Regions from separate parts of the Mus musculus genome. Here region 2 is linked to region 1. A link is a loop called in an ENCODE intact Hi-C map of the cell type or tissue named here. Cell type or tissue: left cerebral cortex. All regions are shown on one strand. Links, peaks and the distances in the headings refer to the core of each region. The heading gives the core; the rest is flanking DNA. Region 1 holds the start of Unc13a (unc-13 homolog A). Region 2 holds the start of Fcho1 (FCH domain only 1).

Region 1 (15,415 bases), core at 6,420-8,919:
CCAAGTGACAGCCAAGCTGGGGACTAGGTGTCTTTGAGTCTGTGCATGTCTGCACCCCTGCAGACATCACCAATTGATCCACAGACCTCCACATCCTAGCATAGTCAGCCAAGCCAATATTCCAGGCAGGCAGGAGCAATTGACAGCAGATATAGAAACAGGTCTGAACAGGAAACAGGGGTGTACAGAAGGATGGGGACAGTTGTCTTATTCCCTACAGGTCTAAAGGTCACAGGACCATCTTGACTGGAACCAGAAGCTTCTGTGATGGGTGTCCTGTGCATAAATCTGTAGATATGCGCACAGGGACCTATGTTGTCTCCCAACCCTTTCTGGTCTCTCTTCAGCCCATTTAACCCCATGTCCAACATCTATTTTATGCTCCTCTTTGGTCCTCACAGTAGGGAGGTTCTCTGCAGTGGCCTGTGTGAAAATACACTTCCCACCCTTCAGAGCTGCTGAGGGCAAGGGGTGGGGCCTGGGCCTGAGAGAAAAGGCAGGAAACAGCCCTTCAGCTGCTCAGACCAGTCCTCAAGGCCAGGAAGAAGGCTCACAACCAAGTCCAAACAAAGCTGTGAAAAGGGTATGCTAACTGCATAAATTTGCCCTCTGGCCTCTTCATGTGCACCCCTCCCATGATAAGACAACAAAAGTAGGCATAGCAGCACACACTTTTGACCAGAAAACTCCAGAGGGGGAGGCAGAAGATTAGAAGGCCAAGGCCAAGAAGGGCAGTGGTGGCACACGTCTTTAATCCCAGCACTTGGGAGGCAGAGGCAGGTGGATTCTGAGTTGGAGGCCAGCCTGGTCTACAAAGTGAGTTCCAGGACAGCCAGGGCTACATAGAGAAACCCTGTCTCGAAAAAAGAAAGAGAGAGAGAGAGAAGTCCCAGGCCAGCGCATGAGACTGTATTTTAAAAAATAAAAAAATCTAGCTTGGCGGTGGTGGTGGTGCATGCCTTTAATCCCAGCACTCTGGAGTCAGAGGCATGTGAATCTCTGTGAGTTGGAAGCCAACCTGGGCTACAGAGTGAGTTCCAGGGCTACACAGAGAAACCCTGTCTCAAATCGAGAACTGAAGAAGTCATTAACCTATTACCAGAGGTGGTGGTACACAACTGTCATTATATGTTCAAGGTCAGACCCTGTCTCAAGAAACAAATTAGGGTGACCAACATGGCTTAGGGAGTAAAGACGCGCTTGCCACCTAGCCTGCTGGTCCCCAGGATCCACATGTTAGAAGGCGCGAACCCACTCCTCTGACCTCGGAACATGTGCAACGCACACACACGCAGAATAAAACAGATTAAAATGTTATAGAAGTGTACAAAAATAAAACCATCAACATTGTCTTCCCTGTTCTTTTGCTCCTGGGAAGGCTGCAGGAGGATTGCTATGAGTTTGGGGCTACATAGTGACTTCTAAGCCAGCAGGGCTACGGACGGAGAGCCATCCTCAAAATATAAGACATAAAACAACAAAGCGGACACGAATATTAAAGAAGTATGAGATTATACCAAATGGAAAGTTCAGGCCCTTTACTTCCCCACTCCTAGAACAGGGAGGGTGGGGTTGGGGAGCCCGCCGCGCATGCGCGCTGCTGAGCCGCCAATGCGGTGTCTAGGCAGCGCCCCGCTCCCGCTCCCGCGCCCGCACACCCGCGCCCTGAACCTGTGCCCCGCGCTCCTACCTGCAGCTGTGCCGAGGCAAAGGACAGCCGAGGCTGCGACAGGAAAGTCCCTGCTCCTTCCTGTGCGGCCCCTGAGCTTCCTGGCCGCCGTCATTTACGGAAAGTCAGGGCGCCCTGGGGGCGGGGCGGGGCGGGAAGCCCGGGGGAGACTAGAAACCTGTGCCGCAGGCCACCCTTCTGGGGTGGGAGCTGTGCAGAGACAGAAAGGCTGGGGTGCTGCTGGGGACCTGAGCTTACAGAGCACTCCCCGCCTCGGGCTCCTGTCTTTGCATGTCCTTGGAACAACCTGAGCCAGCCCGGGCAGGGACTTGCTGCGGCTAGAACACATTTCAGGCTTCAGTTTCCACTCCGCCTCCAACCTTTAACCTCCTAAAAGACACACTGCGTAATGTTTAAAAAAAAAAATTACGGGCGGAAAAAAACCAAACCTCTGGGCCTCCAGTCCTAATGAACTAAGAGGGGCCTTCTCCTGGGAAGCCCACCTGCTTGCTGGGCGTGCCCCCACTTCCTCTGAAAACCTCGCCTTTTATTCTGCTCAAAAGCTATGAGATGAGGCTTGCTAGAAGGCTGAGGAGTATACGCTATCGCCACACAAATCGACTTGAGTTCCATCACTGGAACCCACAGGTACAGCTTGGAGGATTCTGAAAAGAACTCCTAGGCCTCAGATGGTGATGGCAGGAGCCCGTTCTCCAGTCCTCCATCCCTGGCTATGCACCCTGGTGCCTCCGTTTACCCATCTGTTGCCAGTGGCAGTGTCTGCTGCATGGGGTAGAACTAAGAGTGATCCTGGGGGAGAGAACTGTGCAGCTGTGCTTCCCTAAAGCATGCCAAGTTCTGTTCTCAGATGCCCCTCCTGGTGGGTGCCTGGGACCCAGAGCATCCACAAGTCCTTTAACACCACACACAGCAGGTCAGGCCTCTGTCTGAGAGAGGATGACGTGAGGAAACAGATGCCAGGAATGGAAACGTGAAGAGATAGCAGGTGTGATGCAGACGATGAGGCAGAAGACTGGCAGAACAAACCAATATGTGCCACACAGCTCACTGGTGGAGCTCCTACCTAGAATCCCCCAGTGAGGGGCTGGGGACACGACTCAGGGGTGGAACATTTGCATAAGCACCAATACCTGAGATTTCATCCCAGTTGCCATGTAAAACAGCTGGATGGAGGTAGGAGTATGGCTGGGTTGTTACTGGCCACCAGCATAGCTCCTTCTCTGGCCCTACCCATGTAGGACACGAAGAAGACACCAACAGGCCATTGTAGCACATGTGTGACAATCCCACCACTCAGGAGGCCAAGGCAGGAGGATTGCTGCCAGTCTGAGCCAAGCCTGGTCCACATAGAAAGTTTCAGACCAGCTCAGACTATACAACTAAACCTTGTCTTACAAAATAAATTTTAAAAAAATTTTAAGAAAAGAAGAAAAAGGCAACTGTTGGGTTCTGTTACAAATAGTTCAAAGCACATGGAACATAGCAATATTTGTGAGAAGCAAGAAGCAGCAAAATAAGGGAATTAAATTTGGGGGGCAATAGGGAGCCTGCAGGGCCTGTCATCCTCCATTCTGTCCTGGAGTGGCCTCACCTCTGCCTTACTGCTGAAAGCTAATTAAAATTTTTTAAAAAGTGAAACGGGTACTCTTTTTTTTTTGGGGGGGGGGGTCGAGTCAGGGTTTCTCTGTATAGCCCTGGAACTCACTTTGTAGACCAGGCTGGCCTCGAACTCAGAAATCCACCTGTCTCTGCCTCCCAAATGCTGGGATTAAAGGCGTGCACCACCACACCCGGCGAAACAAGTACTCATAAGAATTGGAGCCCTTGGGCTGGAGAGATGGCTCAGTGGTTAAGAGCACCGACGGCTCTTCCGAAGGTCCTGAGTTCAAATCCCAGCAACCACATGGTGGCTCACAACCATCCATAATGAGACCTGATGCCCACTTCTGGTGCATCTGAAGACAGCTACAGTGTACTTAGATATAATAATAAGTAAATCTTTAAAAAAAAAAAAAAAGAATTGGAGCCCTTAGGATTCCCGAGTTTGTAGGTTTGGATTCAAAAACACAAAGTCATTTGTTATAATCCCTCTTTTGCAGATGGCAAAACTGAGGCACCAAGAGTTGGGAGATATGGGGGTGGAATATTGGGAATGGAACCTAGGACACTGTGCAATCCAGTCCCCCCAACACACATACACTGTGGTATCCTAGGCAGCGGTGTGTAGGGGTTGAGTAAGACTGTCCCCTATAGGCTCATCAGGAAGAGGCACCATTAGGAGGCATGGTCTTATTGGAGGAAGAGTCACTGGGGCTTTGTAGTTTCAAATGCTTAAACTAGGCTCAGAGTTTCTGTCTTCTTGCTGCCTGTCGATCCAGATGGAGAAATATCATGTCTGCCTGGGCACTTCCAGGTTTCCATGGTGATAGTGGGCTAAACCTCTGAAACTGTAAGACAGCCCCAACTAAATGTTTACTTTTGTAAGAGTTTCCTTGGTCAAGTTCTCTTCACAGCAATAGAAGACTAAGATAGGATAGGGTCTGCCCCTGAGTCATGTCCAGCCAGTCACAAAATATTCTGGGTAAGACCTGAATGAGGCTCCTGTCCCAAACACTCTGTGCTCTAGGAAACTTCTGCCTTGTTCTAGGACAGAGATAGCTGGAGGTCAACCTGGCCTTACATAGATTTTTGAGGCTTAACAGGAGGAGCCCAGTAGGTTGTATGGAGGACAGTGAGCATGGCAGTATTGAAAACAGGAGCCGGGCTGGAGAGATGGCTCAGCGGTTAAGAGCACCGACTGCTCTTCCGAAGGTCAGGAGTTCAAATCCCAGCAACCACATGGTGGCTCACAACCATCCGTAACAAGATCTGACTCCCTCTTCTGGAGTGTCTGAGGACAGCTACAGTGTACTTGCATATAATCAATAAATAAATCTTAAAAACAAAAAAAAAAAAAAGAAAACAGGAGCCAAGGACACTAAAGGAAGGAGCTCAGGCTGCGAGGAGCTGGCTCACAGGTGGGAGTGGAGGCTGCGCAGCGCAAGACAGGAGGCTTAGCTGTCTGGGGCAGTTCACTCAGGGCCACCCCTATAAACAGTGAGGAGGAGTCTAGAATTTACACCAACACATAATTAGCTCAGCATGTGAGCAAGCATGAAGGTCACTCTGCAAAGGGGGAAGGGGGCAGGGGAATTGAGCATCTCAGTGGTTAGGAGTACTGGCTCCTCCAGAGGACCCAAGTTTGATTCCTAGCACCCACAAGGTGGCTCAGCACCACTGCAACCCCTGTGTCAGTGACCTGACACCCTCTCCTGGCCTGTGTGGGCACCAAGCACTGAGGTGGGACACAGACATACAAGCAGAACAGTCACAAATGTAAAATAAATGCAAATAAATTTTAATTAGAGCAGCAGAGGGCTGTGAAGATGGCTGGGTAGCTACCATGCTCCTGAGGTGCCTAAGGGAAGTGGAGGTGCCAGGGTGGCCGCCATTCTGTCTCCAAAGCCTACAGGAGGAGCTGCTGATACATACCTCCAGGCCCTTCTCCAGGAGCTGCCAGTCTAAGCTGTGAGCTTAGGGCCAGTAAGACACTGCTACCAACAGCTACAATGATGAATAAGTGACCTGTGCATGAGGAACAGCATCCAGGGTTGTTCACTGGGCTTACATGCACAGGTGTGTGTGCTCAGACACACTCACATACACACACACTATCAGATACAGACACATACACTCAGACACACAGATACACAAACACACACTCAGACATAAACACATACAGACACACTCATACACACACACTTATACAGACACAGACACACAAGCACAAACACACTCACATAGACACATACAGACACACTCACACACACAGACACATGGACACACACAAACATACTCACATGCACACACAGGCACATGCAAACTCTGTCTTACACACACACACACACACACATTCCACACATGGAAAAAAATCAAGAAGCTCTGCACAATATCCCAGTGAGCTCCTCCTGCCAAGCCTGAAGCCATGAATTCTATTCCTGGAACCCACATAGTGGAAAGAGAATCAAGTCTGGAAAGTTGCCTTCTGATCTCCATGGGCGCTGTGATATGTGTGTGCCTCATTTCTACACACATAAACAATGTAATGTATAAAAAAAATTTTAGATTTATTTTGCTTTCTGTGCATGTCTGTGGATGGTTGGGAGCTACCATGTGGGTGCGAGGAACAGAAGGCTGGGGTCTCTGGAAGACCAGCTGGTGCTCTTAACCTCTGGGCAGCTCTCCAGACCCAATAAACGTGTGTTTTTTGTTTGTTTTGGTTTTTAGAGATAGAATCTCACTATGCAGACTAGGATGGCCACAGACTCGCAGAGATCTATTACGTCCATGGCCCGCAAGAAGTAAAGTTATAAAATGGGCAGAGATATGTGCCTGTGGTAGAGTATATGCCTCATACGGGGAAGGTAAGGCACATGTCTCGCAAGTGTCAGTACCCGGATTAAAAAACAAACAAAAAAACCAATAAACAAACAGCTTCCTGCGGCACTGAAGATGGGGAATTGACAGCAAATAGCAGTTCTGTTACCCAGGAGAATGTAAAACAAGAGCACAGGTTAGGTGGCTCAGAGAGGAAATAGAAACGTGGAGACCTAGGTAGGTGGAGCACGGACAGAAATACTCATCGAGGCTGAGCCAGAAAGCAAAGGGCTTTGAAACAGATACGACCTGGCCTGGACTCCCCGCAGTTTACGAGCCCTTTAAGGCGTCTGCCCGGCCCCGCCCCGTCACGCGTCTCCGGCTCCGCCCACGCCGCAGCGTCAGAGCGCGTCAGGCGCTGTCCGCGCCCCCGGTGCTGAAGCGACATGGCCGGCGGCCGGGCCCCGGCATAAGCCCTGAGCCCCGCGCTGCACCCGCCGCGCTCTAGCCGCCTGGAGTCATGTCTCTGCTGTGCGTGGGAGGTAGGTTCTGCGTGGACGCGGGAAAAGTGCGGGGTGTGCGTGGATGAGCCGAGTCGGGCTGCACAGCAGGGGGACCCCCGGTGCGCGCTTCAGGGCGCACTTGGATCAGCCCTAGGTGCTCTTCCTGTCACTCACACGAGTGGATGAGGGACTCGGGGCGCCTGTGTAGACGGTTTATAGGCCCTGGTTGGGGCTGAGGAGACGGCGGACCGTGCGCGCGAGGGTGGGGCGTTTAGGGGTAATGGGCCCGGACTGAGCGTAGGAGCAACCTCTCCGATCCCCAGTATGCCCTAAACAGTGCAGCAGGCTCCGCGGAAGCTCGTGGCTCCCTCTTCGCCTCACCCCTAGGGCTGGAGGAAGGGAAGGAGATGTGGGGGAGCAGCTATTTTGGGGCCAAAACGCCATCTGCACCGAGGCCCACGCCCAGGCCCACGCTCCGCATTTGGAGAGTAGGGAGGGAATAACGGGAGAGGTGTGACCCCTGCACCCCTCGAAGTTCCGGGTGGGGCTAGGCACGGCTGCCAGGTAACTCTACAGCGGGAGACCTTGGGCGACCGACTGGCCATGTAGCGATGCGTGCCGATACCGTTGTGAGCTCTAGGTTTGGAGGGTGGGGGGTGAACCCCCTACTCCCTTTCCCCTTCCCACCTCCAGGAAGCTGTGTAAGGAAGAGGGCGAGTCTCCATCCCCTCAGAACCCAGGCGGCGGGAGACCTGGGCGGCGGTGTGCGGATTTGAGCTCCGCGGCTGTGTAGCCCTAGATGGCCCCGCCCCTCTGCCCCTCCCCCTCCCTGTCCCCCCCTCCCCCTCCGCTCGCTGCTCCATTCACAAACCCGGCCCAGCCCGCCCGCGCCCCGCGGTGCATCGCTCTAGTCTGTTGGACGCGGGTGTTCTTAAAGGAGCAGGAACTCTTTTCTCTGACCCTGTGCCTCGAAGGTTCCGACTGCCCAGGATTACTGGGTATCCGCGGCTTCCAGACCTGGGAAGTAAGCGGAGCTGAACGTGAAGGGGATCCTCACCTCGGGAGCTCCCTGAATCCCGTGTCCTCCCATCCTGCCTCCTGGGGCGGGGGGGGGGGGGCGCGTCACCCCAACTCTGACGCAAACCGGAGGCTCAGCTGTGGGGGTGGAGGGCGTGCAGCCTAAGAAAGGAGGCTTCCAGAAAGCCAGGCCCAGGAGACATTTGTACTGAATTCCCTGGATACCATGGTGGGCAGAACAGGGAATGAAGGGTAGGGCTCTGGGGAGAGGAAACAGGCAGAGAGGTAGGGAGGTGCAGGTGGGGCCTGAGTGGGGCGCTGGGCGTGGTAAAGCTGGGCCTGGAGGTGTCCAGTGGACCTGAACTCACCCTCACAGTCAGGGAACACCTTCATTCCAACCACCCACGACCCTCCCCACGGACGCTTTATGGCTAGGGCTGCCATTGGATATATGGGGGCTCCAGGCTCCTCTGCAATGGAAGCTTCCATGTTGCAGATACAGATCTAGATTGTACACACAGGATGCTAAGGAACGTTTAGTATATACACATAGATAGGCAGGAGCTGAGGCTCAGTATGCATAGTGCTTGCTACAGTGCTCATAGCTCAGTTGGTACAGTGCTCATAACTCGGTTGGTATAGTGCTTGCAGCTCAGTTGGTACAGTGCTCATAGCTCAGTTCAAACAGTGATGCCCAGGATGCACAAAGGCCTGTGTTTCATCCCCAGCACTGCATACATCAAACCTGTCAGCACATGCCAATCACCTCAGAACTTGGGAGGCATCGGCAGGGACTCAGGAGTTGAGGCCAGCCGGGGCTAAACAAGCCTTGTCACACATACAGAGGAAAATGTAGGAAAAAATATCCCTTCCCATCTCAACACAGGCACATACTTGACCACACCTCCTGAAACACACTTGGTCACAGGCAGATACACTACGTACATCTTAGACCTGTGATCTCACCTGACTGTATGTAGGTATGAGGAGGTCAAAAAAACAATTTGGGGTGTCTGCTCTCTCCCTCCTCCACTGTGTAGATCCCAGATGCCTCGGCCATTAGGTTTGGTGGCAAGAAGTCTGCTGAGGCATCTCCCACTTTGTTGAGACAGACTCTCTTACTGAAACTGAGCACACAGATTGGCTGGCCAGGGGATCCCAGGATCCATTTGTTCCTGCTTCCCTAGAGCTGCGGTTACAAAAGACAAATCCAGTCTGACTCTCTAGGGGATCTGACTCAGGTTTTAGTTTTTTCATAGTAGCTAGCTTACAGCTCTTTCCTCCATTTAAAAAAAAAAAAAGATATATTTTAACCGGGCATGGTGGTATACACCTTAATCCTAGTACCTGGGAGACAGAGGCAGGTGGATCTCTCTGAGTTTGAGGCCAGCCTAGTCTACAGAGTGAGTTCCAAGACAGCTGGGGCTATGGAGAGAAACCCTGTCTCCAAAGATAGAAAAAAAAGAAAAAGAAAAAGATCTACAAACACAAACAATCACTATGAGAGAGAGAGAGAGAGAGAGAGAGAGAGAGAGAGAGAGAGAGCTGGGGTGTGGGTATAAATTTGTCTTGAAACTTGAATAGTACCAGAGTTGAACCTGCCCGTCCATCATAGTAACCCCACTACACAGACGAGGAAAACTGAGCCCCAGAGAGGTTCATCCACTTGCCTAGAAACACACAGCAGGGAGAGGACTCCCTGGCTAACTGTGGGCTGGGCAAGAAGGTTGGGTCAGGGTCCTTCAGTGAGGTGCCTGACCTCCACGGTCTGTTTCCTTCCTCCTCTCCCAGAATCCTTTGCAAAACGCAGTTCCCAGCTGCCCTACAGCTGACACTATCCAGCAACAGGGACCTGCCCCCTGCGACTGTCTGTGCTGCCTCCTGTCTCCTTCATGTTACTGTAGGATGGAGGGTGACAGCCCTGGCTTTGTCCATCCCCGGTGCCCAGGCAGCAGCTAGCATCTTACTGTTGTCATCCATGGCTCCTTGAAGGTCTGGTGGCCTTGCTTAGTATGCCCTGTGCCCTTCTAGATGCTTCCCTGGTGACCAGGTTCCCCACCCTACCCTATGGATATGGACAAGTCTCCCCTAGACAGTCTTTAATCAGAAAACGGATCTGAGTATCCGAGGCTGCCAGCCAGAGAATAAAAATAGTGCGGGTGACAAGGGATCAAAAGGAGGGGCAGCGGGGAAACTGAGGCCGTGAAAGGCGACAGAACCTGAATCGATGCCAGAACCTGAATCGCTAGCAGCCTCGGTGCGCTATAAATAGCTGAGCAGACCAGGCACTTCCGCCCGCTGACCCCAGCACTGGGAGGTGGCGGGATGTGACGCGGCAGTGACTCTGGGGACGTGATGGGGAACACACACACATATACACGGAGCAGTTGCACTAGCAGGACCCAACCCTCTAACACCCCAGACACCCGGAACTTCTGACCTGCATCTCCCAGATTCCTGGCCTCCTCCCCCTGCTCTGACACAGCCTTCCCCCAGACACCCTCCCCTATCTGACACACCCGCCCCCACCCAGGTCTAAACCCTACTTCTACTCCCAGACACCCTCCCTTTCCCTGCTGTGACACACCTTTCCCCAGATACTTTCCCCCTCCCCTGCTCTGACATTCTCCCTCCCCCAGCTGTCACCCATCCCTCCCCCAGGTATCCTCTCCCTCTCCCTGCTCTGACACCCACTGCTCCAAGACACCCTTCCCTGCCCCCAGACACATGGAATCCTTGCACAGACAACCTAAATCCTCCGCTTGTGAATATCCCACCTTTCTCCTTCTCAGACTCCCTTTCTCTCCCAGAAACTTCACCCCTAACCACCCTCCTCCGGGCTCCTCCCCCACTGTGGCTGCCCCCCCCCCCCAAGGCCCTCTCCTCTACAGATTGTCCTTACTCAGGTCCTGGGTTTCCTGAGTCCTAGCTCAGAGTAAGCCTGGCTTGGGTGGTCAGAGCAGCCAGCCAGCAAGGGTTTGCAGGACCTGAACAGCCTTAACCCTCCAGCCCCAGGGCCTGCTGCATGGAGGCTGAGGGTCACAGAGAAGGGGGGACATGACAGAGAGATGGAGGAGACAGCAGCCTGGAGGTCTGGGAAGATGTGGAGAACACAGTGAACTTAGGATGAAGGCTCAGAGCTTTAGGATGTAGCTCAGCCTTTCCTCACTCTGGGACTGAATGCCTTTCCCCTCCCCCACTCACACTCCACAATCCTTTGTGTGCAAGGCACGAAGACAAATTTATTGGCATTTTAAAAATGAGTTTTTCAACAGGGGCTGGGTGATGGCATAGGAGCTCAGACACTGAGAATCTCAAGGTCTGGAACGTGTGCATGCGTGTGTGCGTGTGTTGTTATTTGTGAAGTGAAAATCACTCGTGTGTATGAGATTGTCTCTCATGGGCTGTTCCTAGTCACCAGGAGCCAGCTGTGCTGATGGTGTCTGGGAGCGAGGGCTGAGAAGACAGGAGAGCCTGACTTTCCAAGTCTTTTATCCTCCATGCTCTGGGTTTGCCTACTGTCTGGAAAACCAAAGAAGGGACAGAGGGAGGGACTGGTGGATCTAACCTCAGGCTCTACCTACACCAGGCTTTGGACTGAGTGAGGTGACAGCTGAGCCAGGATCTCAGGATTGTCCCCTCATCTCCATATGTCTATGTCATCCTGGAAGGCCTCTAAGGGAAGGCCTCCTGCCAGTTCCCCAGTTCCAGCTTTATTTGAGATGGGGTCAAGAGCCCATAGGGAGGCTGGGGAAAGGGGAGGGCTGTGCCCATGGGCCTGATGCCTTCTGCTCTGCGGCTCTCTGATGGCTTCTTCTCTCTCCTCCTCCTCCTCCCTGCCTCTGATAATCCTCCCTCCATCTCTCTCTCTCCTATGTCTCTTTTCCCCATGTCTCTCTGTGTCTCCATCTCTGCATCTTTCTCTCTCTCTCTCATCCCCACAACCTTCCTGGCTCTCTCCATCTCTCTCTTCACAGTCAAAAAAGCCAAGTTTGACGGTGCCCAAGGTAAGTATTCTGTCCTAACTGTCCTGTACTGTCCCCGTCAACTGTCAGCTGTGGTCCTGTCTGTTCGTCTGGTCTCCTTGGCCTGAGGAAGGACTTTGGCAGCTGCTGCCATGCAGAGGGCAGGTTCATCTTAGGTGTGAGCTTTGTCCCCCAACTAGGTCAGGTTCCTCCTGGAGAGGAACCCAGGGGTAGACAGCGCCTGAGACCCAAGGGGAATCTGAGGCTTGCACATGCCCGCACCAAACTCCAGCCCTAGCCCCAAACTGTCTGTATATTTTACGTCAGGGTCTCCCTAAGCTGGCTAGGCTAGCTTGGAACTCATTCTGTAGCTAAGGCTAGCCTTGAACTCACCATCTCCTATATGACTTGTTAATCCCTCCTGTCGGTCGTCCCAGATGAAAACCAAACCCTTTAGACTTGGCATCCATTTCCCCGTGTAATTTAAGAATGGATGATAACTGGCGGTTCTGGGACCCGGGTCTGCTGGGCCACCCTCCGAGTTGAGGTGAGCATACGGACCCAGGAGGGAACAGCTGGCCATTGCCCCGCTCTCCCGCTGCAGAGAAGTTCAACACATACGTGACGCTGAAGGTGCAGAACGTGAAGAGCACTACCATAGCTGTACGTGGCAGCCAGCCCAGCTGGGAGCAGGACTTCATGTTGTGAGTGTGCAGCCCCGCCCTCCCCGGCCAGGTCAATAGGAACCAAGCCCACAGCAGCCGCATCTGACACGCCCACCACAGATCCCACAAGGTCCCCCCCACTAAGGACTGCTTCAGCCAGAAGCCCTGTCCACAAAAACCCTCCAGCTGCTGAAAAGTCTGGTCCACCACTGTCCCGCCCACACAAAGCCCCAACCCGAACAGGCCCCGCCCAAACAAACACGCCCCCCTAAGCATCCCCTCCCACCAGAAAGCCCCGCCCACAACCACGCCCACACCCCTCTTCAGGCCATCCCACTGAAGCACACTTGACCCACCACAAACCCCACCCACAATAATCCGGCTCCATAGCTGGCTCCTCCTACAACCCCACCCCCACCCTGCATTGCTTCTTGCCCAGTCCTCTCCCTATCTCCTTTGTGACCACACTACAAGCCCAGGCTCTACACCTGCCTCCAGGGCCCTTCTTTTTTTTTCTTTTTTTCTTTTTTCTTTTTTTTTTCTTTTCGAGACAGTGAGGCCCCACCTCCCGTGCCCACAGGCCACAGCTACCACACTTCCCGGCCCCTCTACCCCAAGACCTGCTCCTCCGCCCTCCCCTTTACTTCCTGTAGGGTGCTCCCCTCCAGGCAGAGGAAAAGATTATAAATGCTGAAAGCCACCTCAGTGTCACCCAGCAGCTCCCTCAGTTCCATCCTCTCAGCCTTTGCACCCCCCCCCCAGATGGCCACCCCCTCCAGGACGCCTTCCCTGACCCGCTGCCAAGCTGCGGAGGTATCTTGGCTCCTCTGCACACTTCACCACGGAGGGGTTCCTCACTCCTGCCTTGTTCAGCTCCCAGCCTCCCTCTGCTGTAAGGAGGGTGGAAGCCCACGGTGACCTCTGAGGGTACACTACACCGGAATCAGTCGGGTGGGGAGTGCACAACAAACACTAGTCACTGAATACCTATTCCTTCCTCTGTCAAGCCCCAGCCAGGCAGGCCACACCATCCACATTTTAAAAACAGTCTCTCTGTTAGGCTCAGCTTTATCTGTTTCTAAGACAGGGTCTCAAGTAGCCCAGGCTGACCTCACCTCACTATATCACTGAAGATGACCTGAAACCTGATCCTCCTGCTTCAGTCCCCCCCCCCCCCCGTGCTGATCGCACAGGTGTGTGCCAACACACCTGTTCCTCATCACATCTGTTCTGATGTCCAGCACCTGGGTGCATCCTATTTTGTGATTATTTTCATTCTTTTAAATCAACTGTGCACATTGCACTGGGGGGTTGCTACCATGAGTCCCATTTAATAGATGAAGAAAGGGAGGCCCAGAGAAGTCACATGTTACAAGAGTGAGCCCCGAGTTATACCTCCAGAAGAGAATGGTCAGGGAGGAACGTGTTCCTCGCCTGCCCAGCCTTGCTGGGGTCTCATGACCCCACAAAGGGCCAGTAAGATAAGGGTGAGTTGCTACCTTCTGTTCCTAGCCCTTCTCTTCCAGATTCAACTCTGGGTGCCTACAATAGTCTGAGCTACAAGCTCTTCCCTGTGGCCTCAGTTTCCCCTCCATAGAATGAATCAGTGTGTTGCCTTTCTTGGCACTGGCTCCTCCAGGTCTGGCTTCCTACTGCAGTATGCTATGTGTCTTCAGGCCAGCGCACTGACCTCTCTGAGCCTGCCTTCTCTCCTTCTCATCCCCCTGTGCTGTGCACACAGTGAGATCAACCGCCTGGATCTAGGCCTGACCGTGGAGGTGTGGAACAAGGGTCTCATCTGGGACACGATGGTGGGTACTGTGTGGATCCCGCTGCGGACCATCCGCCAGTCCAATGAGGTGAGTGACAGGTGGAGAAGAGGGCCTGGCAGAGACCCAGGGGCTGTGTCTAAGGAAAGTAAGACTTGCTCCCCCTACCCATGTACTCAGCTTGGGTCACCACCTAGTGATTTAAAGCATTCACCAGAGAATTCCAGATGTATTGCCAGTTAAGGGCCCAACCTGCTCTTTCCTGGCCTTGTGGGTCCCAGGACTGTGGGCTCCTCAGAAGCCAGGCTGGTGACCAGGATCTCCTGGGGACTAACAGCACCCAGGGTGGTCCAGGCTTTGACAAGGCTTGTGCTTGTCATTTAATCCATAAATAACTGAAGAAAGGAAGGGAACAAACGCAGCAGCCACACAGCAGCTGCCACACAGCAATCATGCAGCAGCCATGCAGCAGCAACACAGCAGCCACACAGCAGTCACGCAGCATACTCGCCGCAGACATGTAGCAGACACGCAGCAGCCATGAGACCCAGAGCCAGAAGTATCTTGAAGGGGACCCAGGATGTTCTCAGTGGCCAGGTTGACGGTAGCCTGAACCCTATAGGAGCAGCCAGTGTTCTCCATGGAAGATTATCATCGTATGAGTAGTAAAGAAATAGAGAGTCAGAAGGACCCCAGTTGCTCACAGTGCTTGTTTTCCTGAGCAGTGTGGGGGCCTCACTCCCTTGGGCAGCTTTCTGAGGGTGACCAGGAACTGGGTTTACTGTCTGGAGGCACAACTGTAAAATCCTTCACCTGGGAAGTGGGGTCTAACCTTTGCTGTAAGGTGAGAGAGAGCAGGTTGAGGAGGCTACCTCAAGAGAAGCTAGTGTGCAGCCAGTGTTTGGGCCCTGCCTCCCCCCGGGGGGCTCTGACCCCTGTCCCGTGCCTTCACCCATGCCCAGGAGGGCCCAGGAGAGTGGCTCACACTGGACTCTCAGGCCATCATGGCGGACAGTGAGATCTGTGGGACCAAGGACCCCACCTTCCATCGCATCCTCCTGGACGCTCATTTCGAGCTGCCGTTGGGTGAGTCCCAGGGTGTGTGGCCAGACCCAAGGTCACAGTGCCCACTTGGGGACTGGGCTGGGGAGGCTGTATCCTTCAAGGTCCTCACAATCCCTCCCAGAGCTCCTGGCTTCCTGCCCCTCCCCATCCATCTGTTCCTGGGGTTCCCCAGGAACTCCCCAATCACTGAACCAGGGCCCAAGGGAGGGAGGCCAGGGGTCCCCAGAGCCCGGGACGTGAAGGTTCTGCTTGTAGACATCCCTGAGGAGGAGGCACGCTACTGGGCCAAGAAGCTGGAGCAGCTGAATGCCATGCGTGACCAGGA
Region 2 (15,415 bases), core at 8,588-11,087, 54 kb before region 1:
TTTTATAGAGCACTCAGTTTTGATTGCTAGTACCCACATGGCAGCTCACAACTGTGTATAGCTCCGTTCCAGGGGACCAAGTACCTGATTCTATCACACAAGGAGCATTGAAAATGCACATAGACTCTGGGCATGGTGGCACACGCCTTTAATCCCAGCACTTGGGAGGCAGAGGCAGGCAGATTTCTGAGTTCGAGGCCAGCCTGGTCTACAGAGTGAGTTCCAGAACAGCCAGGGCTATACAGAGAAATCCTGTCTCAAAAAAAAAAAAAAAAAAAGAAAGAAAGAAAAAGAAAAATGCACATAGACAAAACACCTGTGTGTGTGTGTGTGAGAGAGAGAGAGAGAGAGTGTGTTTGTGTGTGCTGTGCTGTGTATGTCTACAAAATTTAATTATAAACATAATAGTAAAACAATGTAGTTTGATTAAGGCCTAGGAGCTGGTTTTCTAGGGTATGCAGGTCTCATATGCCTAAGAGCATTAAACACGTAGACAATGCAGGGGACCCCAGAGAAAATGAACCTAAGCATGCCATCTCTCCTCCATTAGGATGTAATCCTGGAAGTTTTTCTCCCTGCTTGGCTCTGAGTATTCCTGACAGGTCCCACCCCCCTCATCCACATGATGTTGACTGGAGTGGATTAAATTCTCTGTTGTATCAAGGTCACCCACACTGGCAGCTCATTGTAATGGACCCATGGGGTCATAGCCAATCCAGTAGAGGGGAAATTTCTTCTTTTTCTGAGGATGCATGCATCTAAGGCCCAGACATGAATGCCACAGGCAGGTGTACCAGCGTCCCCTTCTGGGGATGTTTATTGTCAGGGCATCATAGTTAAGATCTTCCTCCATTATTGGGGCCTAGGGTCGCCCACGAACCTTCTTCCCTCTCTTCCCTTCCCTTTAGCTAATCGCTGCCTCCCAAATTCTATAATTAAAAAAAAAAAAGGCAAGTCTTGTAACTAAAAAGCAGGAGAGCACAGCCAGTTCACTGTGAAGTGAACTGTACTTCAGCACGTAGCAGCAGTACAGCCCTGCTAGCACCACCACAGTGACATCCTCTGAGCACACAATGGTGCTATGCTTATGCTCTAAGCATGGCTGCCTCAGACTGTGGTGGCAGGAGCCCACCCTCCTGGGTGCCTGGGCAAAGCACTGTCAGTTTTGACTCTGCACTAGATCTTCGTGCATGGCCTTCAAAGGGAATACTGAGGGCAGATAGGTGATGGTTCAGATCCTTTGCAACCCTGCAGCCCTGCCAATATGTGGACCTAACTGGCCTGATGGGGCAAAAATAATCATCCTGTGTTGCCAAACCCAGACCCAACACCACAAATATGTCATGTGGTTTCTTATAAGGATGTTAGTGTTCAAGGATCTGAAATGAGAACTATGATCTAAATAACCACACAGGATTAGTATCTTGTAAGAAACCAGTGGGAAAAGACTATCTCCCAAGGAAGAAGAAGTAGTGTATAGTGTTATAAAGAGATAAAGAAAAGCTAGAACAGGAGGGTTTAATAAGAGGCAATTGGGAGAGAAAGGTAGAGGCATGGGGTACACCCTTCCACAGCCCTCACCTCTTTCAGGCTCCGTTACCTGCCCCTCCTATTCATGACCATGATATTGACTGGAGTTGAGTCTCTCCGTTGTATCCAGGTTACCCATGCTGGCTGCCCATTAGAATGGGCCCAGGGATTCCTACCTGAAAATGTAGAGGGTCCGTTTCCTTTGGTTATGCAAGCACCCACAGCCCTGGCATGCAGGCCTAGCTAAAGTAGGAAATAAGGGGAGGGACCACAAACACTAAAGGCCCTTTGAAAAGCTATATGGAAATCGGCTACTCTAGCAGCCTCCTATACATTTATGCAAGGGATCCTTATGGAGCCAAAAACTGACAGAGGAGACAAGGCTCCAACTACACATCCTGTGCCACCAAGTTACACCTCCAGTAAGAGGAATGGGTTGTAACCTGTTGAGTCATTAACCAAAGGGTCCTACATTAAGCCTCAACTATCAGCACAGGCTAGTGCCAAGAGTATTGTGTGGTCTACACAATCTGATGGTTAGGACTGATTCTGAAGGTAACATTTCTATCATCACAGTGGGAAACCTTTATGAGGATTTCCTGTCAGGCATGAATATTGCAGAACCTGAAGGGACCCCTCTATTGTGACCTTCATATCTCTGTGAAAATCATTGGCTCATAAACTCACTAGTTCTTGGAAAGGAAAGGCCAGAGGCGGGTACATCAGACACTGCTCTGGGCCTGAGATGGGGAGCAGGGAATAAAAAAATAAAATAAAATAAAATAAAATAAAATAAAATAAAATAAAATAAAATAAAATAAAATAAAATAATCACAGGGCAAAACCCTGCTCTCCTGATTGCCTATTTCCTGGTTGTGAAGAGTCTGGTGTTTAGCAAGTTCTAGGACAGTGGGAGGAGTTAGCAAGGTAGGGCTGGGAAGGACCCATAGGGAAGAATGTGAGCACTGAGTAATCCATGGGTCATAGAGAACAGCATCCCTTGCAGAGGATGAGCAAACGCTCTGAGAACAGAACAGCCCAAGGCAGCTGGAGGGGAGGAAGAGGATGGGATAGGGACACAGGAGGCAGGAGGTGGCCATAAAGACAAAGTTGCCAATGTGAGGCAACTTGGGTCTTTCATGGAATCTTCTCTGGCTGTTGGAGACAGAGTGTGGGTGCAATGGTCAGTTACTACAGTTAAATAGACAGCTCCCGAATTAGCAACATAAAACATGTAGGGATAGACTCATGAATTCTGTGGGTCAGGAACTGGACTGGGTCCAGCCAGAACCTTGAGATCAAGGTCCTGGTGCCAGTGGGGCCAAGGATGTCTTGTGGTGGCAGCTGAAGGACACGTACCTTCTCCTCACCCGGGACAGCTCTCTGCTGGGCCAATGGCTCTGATTCCAAATAAGGGAAGGCAGAACCACATCTTCCCATAGCTATGCTCCTTCACTGTGCTTCTGTTTGTCAGCAGTAACACAGGCCCTGCCTCCTCAAGGACCACAAGAAGGGACAAGTACCAGCAGGTGGAGCCCTGGGGCCACTTGAGGCTGCACACCAAAAACATAAAGGTAGGTGCCACAGCAGTGGTCCAGACCTGAGAGGCAGCAGCTGGGGGAAGCAGCCAGACTTTTTTTTTTTTAATGCTGCAAACAACAGGACCTCACAAACAATGTGAGAAGTGTCTAGCTTTGGCATAAAGATGGGGTTGTCACAACAGGAAATAGTAACAACCCAGTACCACCCTGGGAATGGGTTACTCCCATGCAGGAGAATTAAATGGTGAGAGCTCTCTAAAGTTCTGTCTGCTGAGCAGAGGCTGACAGAACTCAACAGAGAGACCCACATCTAGCTCAGTACCCAACCCTAACCAAAAGCAACTCTCCTGTCAGTAAATAAGGAAAGCTCTACTTGGGGCAGGCTGCCAGTGCCTGAGCTCCTGTCCAGCCCTAACCAATCAAACCTCCCACTAGTTGCTTTAGAGAAGAGGACTCCTAATGGGGCTTTAAGGAGACAGACAATAGCCCCACTCCAGCTGTTGGCTGGGGTAACTGTACAAAGGGCTCGAGGTTGGGCTGAGATTGGATTACCTGCCTGTTTATTCATACACACACATTTATCCTCAGCCACCCAGGGTAGAGAGGGGATTTAGCTACAGCCCATGAATGCAAAGACGAAGAGTTTATGTGGGAATCATACAGATGACAGGAATTCATCTCTGTCCGTTTCTACCTCTTCTGTGACCTCCCTTTCAAAGCCAGTCTGCTCAGGGTTCAGAAAACAGACTCTAGCCCCATGAGAAACTGAATCATACATAGCTTTCCCCTCCAGGGGAGAGATTTAAGGCAGTTTTGGCAGAATCCTTTCTTCCTCAAGGGATGCCTCCTTAGGGAAGGGGAATCCTGGCACAACCCCACATAAGATGGTAATATACCAAGCCCCCTTCTGGCCCTGGACCAGGTTCCCCTCCTGAGGACGAGATACCAGACCTTTACAGGTCTGCAAGGCCTCCGTGTCTATTTTCCCACATTACCTTCTCAGACTGGCATAGCCAGGTATCTGCCACTGCTTGAAATGAACTGGTAAGCAGACTCTCTGCACCAACTTGTGTTCTCACTCTAGAAACTTCCAGAAGTCCAGGCCTGGAAGGTCCCCTGGGGAAGAAGGGAAGAAGACAGCGTCCAATCAGAAGGATGCACAGGCAGGAGGCTCATGATGGGCATGGAGGTGGCAGGCCTGTCTTGTCCATTCAGTCATGGGTCTGGGTTAGCGCTCTCCCCTAGACCGTGTAGGGTCATGGAGGGACAGAAAACATGTCCTGACCAGACTGAGATGGGCTTGGGGTCCTAAGGAGAATGTGGGTGCTTAGCAATCTACCCTAGATGGAGTGTGGATTCAGGTGGCTGGGAACAGATCAAGCTGAGGCCATTTTGCTGTGTTGTGGCCAGAGGTTCTATGCAGCTCTGTCCATTGCTCCTCCTAGCAGTCCTGGATAGCAACACCCCCAAAAGGACTCCACAGAAGTGAGGGTGCCCTGATGGTCTCACTAGGATGCAACTCAGTGGTCCCTCACCCTCACCCCGTCCCTGACCCTGAGCAAGCTGTAAACAAATGGCGATGTGTGGACATCTCACCACCAGTCATTCCATTAGGGCTTCTTGAGCTAACAGATGGCCAAGGAGTGGGTGAGTGGGCGGTGGTGGCCCATGCCTTTAATCCCAGCACTTGGGAGGCAGAGGCAGGCGAATTTCTGAGTTCGAGGCCAGCCTGGTTTACAGAGTGAGTTCCAGGACAGCCAGGGCTACACAGAGAAACCCTGTCTCGAAAAAAACTAAAAAAAAAAAAAAAAAAAAAAAAAAAAGAATCTTTTAGCCGGGCAGTGTTGGCACACGCCTTTGATCCCAGCACTTGGGAGGGGTCAGCCTGGTCTACAAAGTGAGTTGCAGGACAGCCAGGGCTATACAGAGAAACCCTGTCTCGAAAAACCAAAAAAATTGGGGGGGGGAGGGTATGGGGGACTTTTGGGATAGCATTGGAAATGTAAATGAGGAAAATAACTAATAAAAAAATAAATAAAATCTTTTTTTAAAAGTTAAAAGGAAAAAAAAAAAAAAGAGTGGGTAAGTGCTTGTAGTCCTTCCTCCTGAGAACTGTTCTAGGGAAGACACAGAACGGCCCAGGGTCCTGAGGCTGCCATTCAGATGACTCTTGTCAACACTTTAATGTGTGTCACTACAGTGCCATAGTGTAACATTGAGCAAGTGGCCTAACTTGGCACCTGATTTCCATGGTACCCACTCCCCTGGCAACTCAGCAGGGACTCAGGACCCAGGTGGCCCGGGGTCTGACTGATAGGGCTACAAGGAATCCTGTTTGGGGTGGGGAGGGGCGGGCACGGAGGGAGGCTGGTTTGGGGGAAGGTTGGTGAGAGGAATTAGCACAGCGCAGGGCGGGAAGGGGCTGGGACTGAGGGCAGGAGGGGCGGCGGAGAAGGGCTGGTGCAGAGGCGGAGATGAGTCTTAGGCAGGGGTGGAGCCAAGTACCTTCGCAGTTTCCAGGATGCTGAGGCAGAAGAAGATTGACATTGAGGCCAGCCCGAGCTACGTGGTAAGACTGTCTGAAATTGAGGAGGAGGAGGAGAAGGAGGAGGAGGAGGAGGAGGAGGAGGAGGAGGAGGAGGAGGAGGAGGAGGAGGAGGAGGAGGAGGAGGAGGAGGAGGAGGAGAAAAAAATCAAAAGCGGCATTTGCCTTGCAAGCCTGAGTTAGATTCCCAGAACCCTGCTTAAAAAAAAACTGCTCTTGTGGGGCTAGAGAGATGTGAACGTTCAGCCGTTATGACTGCTCTTCCAGAAGTCCTGAGTTAAATTCCCAGCAACCACATGGTAGCTCACAATGGGATCCAAAGCCCTCTTCTGGTGTGTCTGAAGACAATGTACTTACATGCGTAAAATAAATAAAATAATACAACAAAAAAAGTGGCACAGCCCTGTAATCCCAACACTGAGGGGGACAGCGAAGAAAGGAAGGTGCTTGGACTTGCTGATTCCCCAGGATCACCCTATATACATGCACACACACACACACACACACACACACACACACACACACACACACACACACGTGTGAAGCGGGGGTGGGGCAGGGGGAAGGAGCCTTCAGGGACTCGCGCTGTTGTCTAGAGGCTGCGCCTTCTCCGCCCTGGCGTGTTCCTGAGGCTTCAGTATCGCCTTTCCTGGTCTTAGCCACAGCCTCTGAGCTTTGGCTTCCTCTTTGAGCTCGTTCCTGGCTCAGATTTGCAAGGAGGGTCGGGTGTGGGAATGTGGGTGACACCTCGTTTGACAGCTGTGTGAGGCATCACATCTCCCCAGGTTCCCGGCCTTTCGAGGACAGAGCCCACACTGGGTAACCTTTCCAAGGTTCTCAGGAGGCTTTGGAGCCAGAATAGCTAAAGGCGAGAAGATGACCAATCAGTAGGGGAGCTGGCGGATGGGGGCGTGGCCCAGTGTAGCACATCATCTGAGTGTGCGCAGACGTCTCAATCCCACCTTATCTTCCACCCCACCAAAAATAAATAAATAAATAAAAATAAAAAACACCGTACAGTGTTGGGAGGTTCCTGCAAGGCGGGTGGGACATGCACGGGGACTGGGCAGGGCCTGGCGTGCGTCTTGGGCTCAGACCACGGTCACCTAGAAAAGGCCACCCAGATCATAGTTTGCCAGCCCTGGTCATATCAGAGCATCATGGGAGAGCAAATCTGCTCACCACCTCACCACTCAGAGCCCAAGAAAGGGAGAAGTGACCCTTTCCTCCAACTGAAGCCACGCCTCCTAATGTGTCCATCATCTCTTCGGTCCTTTAGCTGAGAGTTATTGGTGGACTCAACCCATTGGTGCATCCCAGAAGGTTTTTTTGTTTTGTTTTGTTTTGTTTTGATGTATGTGAGTACACTGTAGCTGTCTTCAGACTCACCAAAAGAGGGCATCAGACCTCATTACAGATGGTTGTGAGCCACCATGTGGTTGCTGGGAATTGAACTCAGGACCTCTGGAAGAACAGTCAGTGCTCTTAACCACTGAACCATCTCTCCAGCCCGCAGAATTTTTCAATGTAGGAGCCCAGGCTAGCCTCTGAAGTGCTGGGATCCAAGCAGGAAGTACTATGGCAGTCAGTGGTTCGCTCCGCAGGTTTTATACCCTTGGGAGGACATCCCACACCTGACCCGTTCCTTTCAAGGCTCTAGTGCAAAGTATTTTATTGTGATGAACATAAAGTAATGGGGTGGGAATATTGCAATCACTGGCTGTCGTTCATCACCGAAGGAAGTAGGGATAGAAACTCACACGGGGCAGGAACCTGAAGGCAGGAGCTGGTGCTGAGGCCACGGAGGGGAGCTGCTTACTGGTTTGTTCCCTGTGGATTTCTCAGCCTGCTTTCTTACAGAATCCAGGACCACCACCCCAGGGATGACCACCCACAATGGGCTATACTGCCCCCATCAATATCTAATTAAGAAAATGCCTCACAGCTGTATCTCATGAAGCTTTATCTCAACTGAGGCTCCTTCCTCTCTAGATGACTCTAGCTTGTGTCATGTTGACACACGGTCATCAAATAGTCACCAGTTGAGATATGTGTATAAATGGTACACACACACACACAATTACAATCACACTTTTCCTCCTGATAGTCCACATTCGGGGAAACTTTCTCCCATTTCCTGTGTCCTCATCACGGAGATACGACTGAGTCATGTCGAGAATGAGGGCTGCTATGGGGGTGCACACCCCTGAAAGGGCCTGGGAAGTCTTGAGTTCTAGACCAGCACCTGCCTAGAACCAGTCAATGACAGGTGACAGTGATCACAGGTCAAAACCTGTTCCATCCGACTCTGATGGCTTTGCTTCAGCCCCTGGAACCCACCCTACTCCAGCTCTGGACACAGCAATGGCATGCATGCACACATCCACACACATATGGGGAGGAGAGAGAGGGAGGAAGGAAGGGAGGGAGGGAGGGAGGGAGGGAGAGAGAGAGAGAGAGAGAGATGCTTTTCTTACCATTCTCAAATCCCAGAACCCAAAGGTGACTCGAGGGCTCTTGGGCCAACAAAAGGACATGTGAAAAATGTGAACAGCATGGAGAATGGAGAGCGGGCTATCTTACCAATTGTGGCAGATGGTCACCAGTCAGCTGGGTGTGGGGCCTATCTAAATGTTTAATCTTTATTGTTTGAATTGATGCATAAATTGATTAATTGATTCATTGGTAGTGTGCACATGCCACAGGTTAGAGGATACTTTTCAGGACTCTCTCAAAAAATCCAGGCTTTGCTACAAGCATCTTTGCCCACTGAGCCATCTCACCGGCCCTGAAGCTAGTATTTAGCTATGTATGGTTGCCATCAGAACCCGGCATCATTTGGGGCAGAGCTGCAGTAGATGGTTCAAGTAAGAAGTGGGGCAGCCTCAGTCTGGGATGGACCTGGATTTGATTCCCACCACAGGAAAATGCCCAAACTGAGGTGTCTGGGGTCCAAGGCTGCAGGGGCATGTACTGGAGATGAAGGGCACTTAGCTTTCTGGTTGTGCCCAGGCCAGTGGTCCCACTTCCTTGGAGGTGCTTCTGGGGCAGGGAGAGAGATGGCTCAGTAGTCCTGAGGATCATCATGCTGCCATGTGACCCTGAACAAGAAACGGAGCCCAGGCCGGGGAGTTAAGTCTCTCGAAGTTGTCATATGGGAGTGGAGTGGACATGTGGCTCTTGCTTAATGCTGGGGCAGCCTGGCTTCATCACCAGCACACAGCCTGAATAAATAAATGGCATGTCACATGAATGGATAGACCAGAGTTGCTATATGACCTCCAAAGCAACTCCTAGCCATGTTCCTTGATTCCTTTGTTTGTAAAATGAGGCTCAATATTAAATGTCACCTAATTCACAGCCTCGGAGGGGTTCTCCAAAGAGCCATGTATGCAGTAGGTACTTAATAAAAGCTATCCCCTCTTTCCCTCCCAGTCTCCCGAGAGACTTGACAGGTGCAGAGATCAAGGAGCTTCTCCTGTCACTTTAAAATATGCAAATAGCCTGCGGATGAATTTCCAGGCTCAGCCAACCAGTGCAGGGTTTATGAAGCACCGCGGGGCGGAGCTCCTCCTGACCACACCCATGGCGGGGCCAGCAGCGCGCTCCGCAGCGCGCGGGGAGGGCGGGGCGCGGGTCTGGAGCGCGCAGGTAGCGCCGCGAGAGGCGGTGAGTGTCCCCGGCGCGGGGCTCCGGTGCGGGGTGCGGGGTGCAGGACGCGGGGGCGGGGTGCGGGGCGGGGACGCAGCCTCCATCCTGACCCGGCCCGAGCGCAGGTGCCGTCTGCAGAAGGCGGGGCGCCACTCTATGGCATCTCTCAATCCTGGGCTGGGAGGCTGAGACCCCCCCCAGGACCCCCAATCCCTCTTCCGGGTCTCTAGCCTGGCCCTAAGCTGGGGGCCGCCTCCCTCGCTGCCCCTCTTCCTCGCCTGGGAACGAGGGTCTCCTCCTTTCCTTTGCACCCGCTCTAGGGTTGGTAGGCTGGTGGGGGTTCTGTAGGGCGAGTGTGGTGGAATTGCGGGGTATCTGGAGTATGGAGCGCGGGATCCCCTCCCGGGGGAACGGGGCCTGGAGAGGCCTGGAGCCTGCACCAGGGACTCCCGCGCCCTGTTAGGGGGGCAGCCGGCATCTGCTCCAAGGGACAGAATTAGTCTAGGTGAATGAGGATGGGGTGCAGAGAAGGTCGGGGATGGCCGCCCCTCCACTTGCCCTCAGCGTCGCAGGACCTGCTTCATGGTGACCTTGGGCAGGTGACAGCACCTCCCTGATCCTTAGTCTCCTCCTCAGAATATAGAGGTTGAGGAAGCCAGACTATCTGTCTCAAATTCCCAACACCTGTGCCCCATTTTCTCCAGATGGGGACCACAATCTTTAGTCAAATGTTAGGGCACTCTGGTTTTGGCACTTTAAAAGGGGTTGAGCCTGGTGTGGTCATTACAATCCTCTGGTGGCTGAGGCTGGAAGATCTGCAGCTTGAGGCCAGCCTGGGCTACATTCACAGACTCTGCCTCATTAAAAAAGCATAAACAAAACAAACCATGATTTTGATTGATGGATACAGTCTAGCCTGGGGCGGAGCAGCGAGACCTAAGGCCAGCAGAGGACAGTTTCTATCTGACCATAAGATGGACGGGCCTCCAATCAAGACCCAGACTTTGTCACTGTGGTCCCACCCATGTGGCTGCCCAGGTCACACCCTGACCCACATACCATCACCTACAATAGGGTTCCTAGGCTGGTTCCTGGGCGGGGTCCCAAGTGGAAGGTCAGGTCTTAGTCCCTGCCTCTTGCAGGATAGTAGGGTGAGTCCCAGGCAGGAAGCCTGACACCCCCAAATTTGTGTGCCCAGACTGGACTTAAACTGAGCCTTCTGTGAAGTGGACTGAAAGTCTGTAGGAAGATCAGAGGTGGTTGTGGGAGTGACAGCGCGCCGTAAACACCCACTCCTATGATAGTAATTATGATATTGCATTCATTAAATGGGGTCACAGCCAAGGAGGCAGTGAGATGTCTTTGAAGGGTGTGACCAGTGTCACTAGCACCCCAAGGACTTGGGTACACAGTGGTGCTCAAAGTATGTGTGACAAATGAAATGACTCAGTGGAAGGCTTGCACAGTGGCCTCAGTTTCCCTGTAGATTTCTGGCTGGTGTGGGAGGGGAGGCAGTGAGGGTCACACTAGGGATCAATGGCTGTGGGCACAGCCAGCCTGTATCCAACCCCCAGAGTGCAGCTCTGGTCTAGTCTTGCCTGGCTCAGTTCCCTGGTGCTGTTCACCCACCTAAGCCTCAGGTTTTGGGGACTCGGTGTCAGGAGATGGGGTGCTTGCTCTGTGCCTCTGAGCAGTGTCTGTCCCTGGACCTTATTCTAGTATTGTAGAGCCCAGAAAGCCCCAGGTTACATTAGGTAAACTGTCTTAGGCTAAAACATTTTCAGAGGCCTCTATTGGTGTTTTAACTTCTTTCCAAATCACACGGTTTAAAAACACAAAACGAAACCCCAAGAACAAGGGGCTGAGAGACGCCTTGTAGTACTTAATATTTACACCACACCATCACCCTAGCACCCAGAGGAGGAGACAGGAGGATCAAAAATGTGAGGCCATCCTCTGCTACATAGTGAATTTTGAGGCCAGCCTCAGCTACTTGAGACCATTTCTAAAAACAAACTTTAATCTGTTGATCCTAAAGTAATTGTAAGAATATTTGAGTTTCCCTTTCTGAGGGTGAGGCTTCACCTGTCTTCAAGCCTCGGTTTCCACTCATGGGCATACTGACCTAGCGCAGGCCAAGGTAGACACTTGTGGCTGTCTGTCTCTCTGGTAATGATCATGTCGCCTCCAGTCTGCTCCCTCACCTCCCCCATTTGTGTGGCTGCCCTGTGACTATGGGGAGGTCCCAGGGATGCTGGGCGGGGAGGTGACGGTTGGGTGGCAGGCAGGGCGGGCCAGGCTTCCTGTCCTCCCCCAGACACAGAGGCCTCCAGTTAGTGCTGGCGGAAGTGTCAGGGGTCATAGCCTCCCGGTGCCTACCCCATCCTTCAGGGGCCCCAACTCTCAGTGCCCATCGGTGAGTTTGACCCCAATCTTTGTCTCCTCAGAGCAGGAAGTTATCCCACAGCCGTGGCTCCGGGTCTGGGGCCAACGGTCGGTCTGTCACTTCCTGGCCAGGTGGCAGCCTCTGGGCCTATCCTTGGCCCTACTCTTCAGGCGGGAGGCCCTGATCTGGGTGCAGGTTGTGGCCCATCAAGGGCTGCTGGGTAGAGCCAGATGGGTGGTCATGGCCCTGATAGCTGGTATCTAGCCAGGTGGGGTAGGGAACAGCATGAAGTATGCCCCCTAAGAGTGGCTTTTATGTTAGGGTGGCGGGAAGCAGGGTGCTGTCTAACATGAGCTCTGGGGACATTGATGGCTTCCGGGAGACTGTTGCCCAAGATGACGAAGACAACTGTCATCTACCCAGCGTGGCCCCCAGGCATGTGTGCAGGAGGGCTTGGTTCACAGGGGACATGGATTTTACTTATATAAAGATCAAGCTGCCACATTGGTGTAGGGTCCTGGTCCCTCGGGACACTTTAGGGGGTTCAGATAGGCTGCCTGGTCCTAGCTAGACACCAGGATAAGCAGGGAAAGGTGGGTGTAATGCTCCAACCTGTCACCCCAATACTTGGGAGACTGAGGCAGGAGGATGACCCTGAGTTAGCAGTCAGCCTGGGATACAGGGTATGGCTCTGCTTAAAAAAATAATCAAACAAAAACCTCCCAATATGGACATTTGCTGTTTTCCACCCTAGAGTATCAGCCAGTCTTACACAAGAGAGGCATGGTCCAAGCCAAGGCTGGAGGGTGTCCATTGGAAAATGAAATCATCATTTGCCCAATGCACTCATAATCTGCTGAAGGACCCCAGCTGCCAGATCCCTCCTGTTGGACCTAAAATCCCCAGCATCCTTCCTGTATCTGGGACACATTGCCTCTCTAGGCTGGCCCAGGGGAGCCTGTGCCCAGGTCCCCTGCTCCCCATCAGCTCCAGTCAGGTGCAGTGACATGCAGTTGAGTCCCTGCAGAGGCTGAGGCAGGAGGACCCAGAGTTCTAGACCAGGTTGGGCTACAGAGAAAAAAAGGGGGGCAGCTAATTTCAATGTTAGGTAAACTGAAGCTAAGGGTTAAGTGAGTACCCTCCCAGTGGGGCCCGGGTGGTCCGGTCCTGTGGTCCTGTGGTCAACTGCCCCGTCTCATCTGTCGCTGGGCCTCCTGGGCTCCAGCTGTCACCACACAGCCCAGCAGCTCATGAAGTATGGATGAGAACAGACAGGCTCCTATGACAGCGAGCCTCCCTGTGCCCAGGATTCTACACATCCTTCTGCTGCTGCTTGGCCCCACCCCTATACAAAGTGACCTGAAGTCTCTAGCTAAACCTTCTCTGGGTGTTCTGTCTCCTACAGATGGAGAAACTGAGGCACAGAGCTGAGTGAATTGGAGCCAGGTGAGCAGTGGCCTCTGAGCAGTGGTTGGTATTCCTGGGGCCCCTGATGTGGGAACTGACCGTGATGCCCAAGGGGACCCTGCCCTCCCAGGCTCATCATGCTGAGACTGTTCCCACAGAAACCACCCCATTGTTTCAGTCGCAAAATCCACTGTCCCTTCCTGCCATTTGACCTTGGCAAGTAGCTTCTCCTTTTGGGGTGTAACTCAGTTTCCCTACATCTGAAATGGCCCAGAACCATCGTCTATAATTCAGTTCATCCAATACCACTCTGGCCCCACAAATCCATGCTTTAAAACCCCACCTGCTCCCTCCCCTCCAGCTCCTGTCCCCTTCCCCCTGTCCCATCCCAGCCCCATGTGTTCCTGTTGCCTAGGGCTACAGGACTAAGGCTGGACTTGCTCCTGATCTGGGCTTTCACTCCCTTAGTCCCTGTAACAGGGAAGGTGTTTGGAGTTTCCCTACTCAGGCCCTTAGTTATGGCCCAAGCCCTCCACCCTACCTCTCTTTTCAGACAGACGCAGGACAGAGGCCACCAGGATGTCCTATTTTGGGGAACATTTTTGGGTAAGACCTGCTGTTTCTTCTGTTTTGTTCTTTGCTATCATTTCTGTGGGAGCTCACAAAGGGATAGAAGGACTTTTATGGTCAAGGGGAGACTAGGCAGATGAAAGACAGAGGTTAAATCACGGATTGCCTTGACCCTAAGCAAGGAACAGATTAATGCACTGAGAACTCAGCCCAGAGCAGCATGTGTGTTCTGAGAATCACACAGTACAGCAGTACAAAGCTGGGTGTGGGGGTACACACCTGGGATTGCGGACTGAGGAAGGCTGAGGCAGAAGAATGGCAGCTTCAAACCTGCCTGAGCTGCAGAGGAACATGTTTCCACGATAACATGTCAGCGTAACCTGGCCTCGAACCTGGGGTCAAATCAAATTTCCCAGATCAAGGCCAACCCAGCCAGGGAAATTCCGTGTTTATTTCCATCTTGGGAATTTGGGGTTTTTTTAAGGAGTAAATTGACTCCCTCCTGACCTCTGCACCCTTGGCCATCTAGGTCCTGCTGCAAACCAGGTCTGGGAATGAGAGACTCTCACAAAGCTGCATCTGAGCTCTGAGAGAGCCACTTCCATTCTTGGGGACCTAGAGAGCCAACCTGATCCTGCAGCTCAGTCCATCTCAGTGCAACCTACAGCCCAGTTTGTTGCAGCCCCGAAGGCTACTTTTCAGGATGTGCAAATGCCATTACAACATCAGGAAATATCCTGAATCTATCTGAGAGGTGTGACACTGGGTGGCAGTCAAGGACCGAGGTCTCCTCCGGGTTGGTCTGGCCAGGGAACTGGAGAGCCACCAAGGATGTAGGAGCAGCATGGAGTCAGAGAGACACCAGGCTCAAAAGCCCCTTCCTCCTTGGTAGGCCCACAGCTTGCAAAGTGGTAGCTGGTTGCTAAGCAACCCGTTGCCCCTAGCAACAATCCCCACTCCCTCCCCAGCTGGAGCTCTTCTTAACTTGCCTCTGCTTTCTTAAAGGGCCCACCATCCCTTGCCACCTGCAGGGCTCAGGCTTCTCCCTAAGACTCATATTCTCCCATGGCCTCTGAATGGCTGAGTGTCCCCCTGGAGGTGTCGTCCTCTGGTCTACATGGAACCTCTGTCCTGCAGCAGCAGCCCAAGAGACACCCACATTTAGGAGGGGTGGCAGTAGCACCTCGGTGGATTGTCAGTGTTTTATATTCCACGAGGTGTGAAAAACGGGGGGGCGGGGGAGAGGAGAAGTCAATGAGCAAAGAGAAAATAGAAGCCACCCCAACTTCCCTCCCATGCATACCCCAAGATAGCATGGCTGAAAGGGGCTCAGACCGTTGATTCAGGATCCCACTGGCTCAGAGGTTCTCCCTAGGAAGGGGCTGGCCAACCAGCCTCAGTGTGCCTAGGACAGGAAATGAATGAAAGTTGCATCTTTGCACATAGGTCTGTGGCTGATATATAGGAATCCTTTTCTGATTTTGCTCTGCTGGGGATAGAACTCAGGGCCTCACATGTAATAGGTAGGGGCTCTACCCCTGAGCCACACCCCCAGCCCCTCACTGGAGGATTCTAGGCAGGGGTTCCACTCATGAGCCACATGCCCAGCTCCTCACTGAGAGCCCAATGCTGACTGGTATTGGTGTGCCCCAGTTCCTTTGAGGTAAGTCCAGGTCAAAAGCCTAGAGAGCACTGAGGAGCTACGGCAGATGTGTAAGCAGTAGATATCAAACCGTGTTAGAATGTCCTTTGGCTGTCACCCAGGAGTTGTGATCAGAGACACAG

Evidence for each region. A loop is a pair of places that touch in the nucleus more often than their neighbours do. Peaks named below come from ENCODE experiments on the same cell type or tissue, not always from the same donor. Only the 100,000 strongest peaks of a DNase experiment are listed, where the experiment ranks them.
Region 2: it touches region 1 in a loop (6-fold over the local background); 5 of 42 quality-filtered maps call a loop at or near these places.

The regions. Positions count from the first base shown.
Region 1 is chr8:71,662,859-71,678,273 of GRCm38, reverse strand. It overlaps Unc13a (unc-13 homolog A), which reads left to right and starts at 6,517. Exons shown (of 44, transcript NM_001029873.2): 1 at 6,517-6,648; 2 at 11,604-11,633; 3 at 12,196-12,295; 4 at 13,998-14,115; 5 at 14,988-15,111; 6 at 15,346-15,415. The coding sequence starts at 6,627. It overlaps Jak3 (Janus kinase 3), which reads right to left and starts at 1,891. Exons shown (of 25, transcript NM_010589.6): 1 at 1,691-1,891. In left cerebral cortex, for the core only: no CTCF peak of the experiment used is centred there; DNase peaks (open chromatin) are centred at 6,489, 7,068, 7,510 and 7,747; H3K4me3 peaks cover 2,202 bases; H3K27ac peaks cover 2,298 bases.
Region 2 is chr8:71,719,503-71,734,917 of GRCm38, reverse strand. It overlaps Fcho1 (FCH domain only 1), which reads left to right and starts at 9,237. Exons shown (of 28, transcript NM_028715.3): 1 at 9,237-9,285; 2 at 13,059-13,099; 3 at 13,614-13,666. The coding sequence starts at 13,640. In left cerebral cortex, for the core only: no CTCF peak of the experiment used is centred there; DNase peaks (open chromatin) are centred at 9,170 and 9,642; H3K4me3 peaks cover 1,978 bases; H3K27ac peaks cover 1,715 bases.